Regions from separate parts of the Homo sapiens genome. Here region 1 is linked to region 2. Evidence: chromatin contacts called from ENCODE Hi-C or POLR2A ChIA-PET data. All regions are on one chromosome and are shown on one strand. Each heading gives the region's core, a stretch centred on a gene start or an enhancer-like site at or near the end of the contact. The rest is flanking DNA. Distances are from core to core; before and after follow the strand shown.

Region 1 (2,800 bases), core at 76-2,575, 56 kb before region 2:
ATTGGTGAATGAATGTGTGAGGATAGAATTTGAGAGGTCTTAATTTTATGGCCTCCTTTGGTCCCCCAAGATAAAACACACTGCAGCTGCGAAAATGATGGGTTCTTGTGAACAACTGTTTTATGTGAAGCCTCATGGTAGAGGGAGCTGGCCCTGCATACTGGTATCAGCGTAAAGAACAGTCAGGCGTGCCTGTGAGCAAGGCAGGGCCGTGACTCAGACTTCAGTAAACACGAAGTGTGAGTTCAACCCAGAAAAATGCTGTCTCAGGTTTTGCAGACTTGTCAGAAATAAATCACCAACTTTAGGAAGCTTTGGTGCAAGAGCCTTGAAGAATTTTCTTCAAGGTGTTTTCTTTCCTGCCTGCATCCTAGCATCCTGGTAACCAGGGCGAAGTGGCTGTCGGTGCTGGAAGAGAAGGCCGTGAAGCCGGGTGAGTGTGCCTCTTTAATACTCATTCCCTGTACTGCCAATCAAGGCAGTTAAATCCATCCTGTTTCCTGCTTGTGAGTGAGGCTTCAGGAGCTGGGTTTACTTTTAATCTTTTGGTGATTCTTCACCCCAGTGGAAACCCACAGTCTCCAGATGCCCCAGACACATCCAGCCATTAGAAGTGCAAGGATGAAAGTATTTGTTTAGATGGAAGTATACTGATGGACATTGAAACGTGGTGATGATGAGTGAAATAATCAAATTGCAGAAGATCGTGCTCCAGACACGATCCTGTCCACCGCCTCCCTGCTGAAGGCCTAGAGCAACGAGTGTGTCTACAGGTGTGTCAAGAGCAGTGTCCTCCTGGCCTTCATCTCACGTATGGCTCTGCAGGGGACAGACCTCCCAGCCATCCCCGCCTCTGGAAGGCAGACCGGCCCCATAAGTATGCACACCCCCTGCCCAGTGCTTGGTTTCATCCCAAGGACACGGTCTACGGGGCAGCCAATATGCACAGTCCCTTCTCGTTATCTGAGGCAGCAATGCTCCACAAAGTCACTGTGAACACCGAGTTAGCACATATGGAACCCTTGCCCCGGGGGAAATATATTTATACACACACCTCTCACATCGATTATAGTCTTAAAATCCAAAACAACACATCTTGCTTCTATTTTTTTATCTTGTGAAAGAGAAAATGCAGTTCAGAGGCGTTCAGTGACTTGCCCAAGGCCACTGTCAGGTGCCAGAGCTGGGATGCAAAGCCTGGGAACGAGGCACCCTGCCTCACCCTGCCCCGGTCTCCTGTGTGTGAGAGGGAGCTAGGGAGGCCACGTCTCCTTGTGTGACCTCAGTGGGAACCGACATGGGTGACTCAGGGTTTTGACTGCTCTGCAGTGTCTGAGAGTGACCGCAAAAGCTCCAGAGTATAGTTCTGGAGGTTACACATGCATTTTAGTGAGTAGGCAAATTCACAAAACTAAAATCTGCAAATGGAAGCCACTGTATGGAAGGACAAATATTGCAACATTGTTTATATGAGGAAAAATAGACACTACCTGTATGCCCAGCAGAAGGAAATTCATTGAATAATTTAGGGTACATTCTTAATTTATGCAACCATTAGAAGTGCAAGGATGAAAGTATTTGTTTAGATAGAAATATACTGATGGACGTTGAAACATGGTCATCATGAGTGAAATAATCAGATTGCAGCATTATAAGGTGCGGTCATGTTTGTAGGTTGAAAACGGGAATATATGGATGTTTACATGCATACTCATATATGTATATACATGGGTGTATTATATGTGGATTCCAACTGATTTTTTTTGTTTGTTTGATTTTTTGAGAGGGAGTCTCACTCCAGCCCAGGCTGGAGTGCAGTGGGTGCAATCTCAGCTCACCGCAACCTCTGCCTCCTGGGTTCAAGCAGTTCTCTTGCCTCAGCCTCCCAAGTAGCTGGGATTACGGGCATGTGCCACCACGCCCAACTAATTTTTCTGTATTGTTAGTAGAGATAGGGTTTCACATATTGGCCAGGCTGGTCTCAAACTCCTGACCTCAGGCGATCCACCCACCTTGGCCTCCCAAAGTGCTGGGATTACAGGCGTGAGCCACTGTGCCTGTCCCCAAGTGCATTTTTTTGTCATAACTTTTTTCTTAACATAAAGTTGTGCCTTGGAAAATGGTTCATGAATGTGGAAAAAAATTCAGAGTCCACAAAGGTGTCCTCATTGCTGCCGCCCCCCTTCCCCAAGGAAGCCGACGTCGTTCCCTTCAGAGATGTTCTGTGCATAGGTGAGTGTGTGTGCCTGAGTGTGTGTTTGTGAGTGTGTGTAAATGGGGTGAGAGCACCCCCATTTTCTGTAGTTTAGGGTACATACCTCACTTCTCCTTAATGGGACTTAGAGTTGATTCCATTGCTGCCCATAGAAATCTTTGGGTCACTGTTTGTTTTTTGTTTGTTTTTTAGACAGGGATTTGCTCTGTTGCCCCTGCTGAAGTGCACAGTGACACGATCATGGCTCACTGCAGCCTCAGCCTCCTGGGCTCAAGTGATCCTCCCACTTCAGCCTCCTGTGTAGCTAGGACCACAGGTGCATGCCACCACACTCAGCTATGTTTTTTTATTTTTTGTGAAAACGGGGTTTCACCATGTTGCCTAGGGTGTTCTTGAACTCCTGAGCGCAAGTGATTCTCCCGCCTCGGCCTCCCAAAGTGCTGGGATTACAGGCGTGAACCACCGTGCCTGGCCTAGCTCACTTTTATTTTCTTTTTACACATCTGTAGTTGTGATTTTTCTCCTTGTGATTTGAAAACATACTCTCAGAGCACCTCTTTAAGGGATATGTTTGCCCAAAGCCTG
Region 2 (2,741 bases), core at 108-2,607:
CAAAGGTTTCTGTATGTTGGTGCTGGAAGTATTGCTAATGATACAGCCAATTTTGCAAGCCTGGAAATTGTTTTCTCTCTTAAAAGCATTCATGTCATACATGCATATGGTAAAGCAAAATGTTGAAAAGTATATCAAGGTGTTAAATAGCAAGTGCAAGTATTATTCCAGCTCCCAGTACCCTCCTCAGAGGCAACTACTTTTTTTTTTTTTTTTTGAGATGGAGTCTCGCTCTGTCGCCCAGGCTGGAGTGCAGTGGCGCAATCTTGGCTTACTGTAACTTCCGTCTCCCGGTTCAAGCAATTCTCTGCCTCAGCCTCCTGAGTTGCTGGGACTACAGGCGCCCGCTACCACGCCCAGCTAATTTTTGTATTTTTAGTAGAGACGGGGTTTCACCATCTCGGCCAGGCTGGTCTTGAACTAACGTCGTGATCAACCCGCCTCGGCCTCCCAAAGTGCTGGGATTACAGACATGAGCCACCGCCCCCAGCCAATTAAACGTTTTTTTTAAAAAAATAAATGCAATGGAATGCAATGAAGCTATCAAAAATGCCACTGAGGGAGAATATTTATTGACAAATTCAAATGTTCAAGGCATATTCTTAAGTAGGGAAGCGCCAAACTTTCTAAATGGAGCCGGTGTTCTTTTTGTAACTGAGAAGATTTAGTTTAAAAAAAATATATATATATATACACACACACACACACACATATACATACATACATCCGTTGGCTTCACAGTAGCTGGCACCTCCCTCCCCTTTGCTTCAGGCACTTCCTGGGAGTCCTCGTCCATTCTCACCTCAGCGACGAAACCCCTCCACATACCCTGTTTCTCCTCACATTTATCCCCGAAAATGTTATATAATTATGTGTATGGCTTATTGTCTGCTCCCTACCCCCCAAAAAAATGTTCTCCAGGGCAGTGACGTTTCTTTCATTGATTGATACATGTGAAACCACTTGCAACCGTGCTTGGCACACAGCAGGTGCTCAGTGCCCCTCTGGTGAATAACTGAGGGGCACTAGGTCTGTTCTGGGCCGTTTTCCTGCCGCCCACGCCCTCCCTCCCGAAATTCCCACAGACACAGAGTTGCAAGTTACTGCCCTCAGCGAACCTCCCCTTATCTTCCCTATAACCAGGAACCTGGGGCCCTCCAGCTCACAGGGGCCCTCTTGTGGCATGTGGGCGCGTAACAGCTCAGCCGGGACCCCGCCTCAAACGCATGGAACTACACTTCCCCGAATGCAGGTGTCCTCTCGTGGACTCCATTTCCCAGCGGCCTCAGCGGCTGCCCCGCCCCTCCTGGTCCCCGGCGCGCCGCGGGGTGAGCGGCGCCGGGCCTGAGGTCGCCCAGACGCCGTCGGGGCGGAGCCGGGTCGCGAGGCTGCATCCCGGCCGGCGGTTCCGGAGCCTCGCGGCTGGGGAGGCGCGGCCCGGGACGCTCGAGCTTAGGGAGGTGAGCGTCGGCGGCAGGCCAAGCCGGTAGGAGGCGGCGCCCGGCACGGGGACTGCCTGCGGCTGCCGAGGCTCCGAAAGCCTTTGTGGGCGCTGGCGGGCACCCCCGCGTCTGTCACCGGCCCCCGCGCCGGGATCTGGACTCTCGCCCCCCCGCGGGGCGCTCCCTCGCCGTTGCTGGTGCACCCGCGTCCGGCTCGCCGTGGACGCCGGGCCTGGCGTTTCCTCCCGGGCCCGTCCTGCCCACTCCATGTGGGCCTCGCGGACTCGGGGCACCGGGACCCCGAGGGCAGGGCGGACGCAGCCGGGCCCCGGTTTCCGAGTCCGTCCCCAGGACGGCCACCCCTCCCGCCTCGGGACACCCAGCGCTTTCCTCTTCAGAGCTGGTGTTTGGCCGGGCGCGGTGGCTCACGCCTGTAATCCCAGCACTTTGGGAGGCCGAAGCGGGTGGATCACGAGGTCAGGAGATCGAGACCATCCTGACTAACACGGTGAAACCCCGTCTCTACTAAAAATACAAAAAAAATTAGCCGGGCGTAGTGGCGGGCGCCTGTAGTCCCAGCTACTTGTGAGGCCGAGGCAGGAGAATGGCGTGAACCCAGGAGGCGGAGCTTGCAGTGAGCCGAGATCAAGCCCTGCACTCCAGCCTGAGCGACAGAGCGAGACTCCGTCTCAAAAAAGAAACATCGTGTTAGAAATGGGATACATGGGGTCGGGCGTGGTGGCTCACGCCTGTAATCCTAGATTTTTGGGATGCCAAGGCGGGCAGATCACCTGAGATCAGGAGTTCGAGACCAGCCTGGGCAACACGGTGAAACCTCGTCTCTACTAAAAATACAAAAATGAGCCGGGCGCCTGTAGTCCCAGCTACTCGGGAGGCTGAGGCAGGAGAATGGCTTGAACCCGGGAGGCAGAGCTTGCAGTGAGCCGAGATCCTGCCACTGCGCTACTGCACTCCAGTCTGGCCAACAGAGCGAGACTCCGCCTCAAAAAAAAAAAAGCCGTTTTCCGTGGAGTCGGGAGATGATTCGTTGGCGGGAGAGAGAGGAACCGGCTGGGAAAGGCTTGAGGCGGAGGGAAGTCGTCCCGGGGCCGTCGTGGTGGGAGTCCCGGCCCGCCTCGCAGCGGCGTGAACGGGGCAGGTGCCCCGGCGCTGCCTCAGTTTCCTGAGCGGTGCAGTGGGTGCTGGCAGTGCCAGCTGGCGCCGAGGAACTCAGCGGCGTGGGGCGAGCCCTGGCCCTGGTGGGCTCAGCGGGTCGCTGCTGCCACTGCGGCTCCAGCG

Evidence for each region. A loop is a pair of places that touch in the nucleus more often than their neighbours do. ChIA-PET counts read pairs that join two places held with the same protein, here RNA polymerase II (POLR2A). Pooled maps may share reads with other maps.
Region 1: a loop to region 2 is called in a map of PC-3, with 8 times the contacts of the local background. The contact joins the enhancer-like site here to the promoter of ZNF354A in region 2. A Hi-C loop is called at or near these places in 6 of 168 maps with a recorded cell type or tissue (Caco-2, MCF 10A, PC-3 and 3 more) and 3 of 50 pooled maps. POLR2A ChIA-PET finds 5 or more read pairs at or near these places in 1 of 52 experiments (MCF 10A).

What each region holds. Positions count from the first base shown.
Region 1 is chr5:178,784,701-178,787,500 of GRCh38, reverse strand. It overlaps the pseudogene AACSP1. Among named protein-coding and RNA genes, the nearest start is that of ZNF354A, 55 kb to the right of the region's middle. Within about 2 kb of position 1,325, at least 2 of the 41 ENCODE cell types and tissues checked have a DNase peak (open chromatin) inside an H3K27ac peak, as active enhancers do; they include PC-3 and Panc1, where a contact is called at or near this core.
Region 2 is chr5:178,729,275-178,732,015 of GRCh38, reverse strand. It overlaps ZNF354A (zinc finger protein 354A), which reads left to right and starts at 1,357. Exons shown (of 5, transcript NM_005649.3): 1 at 1,357-1,460. RefSeq lists silencers at 1,178-1,517, 1,588-1,817.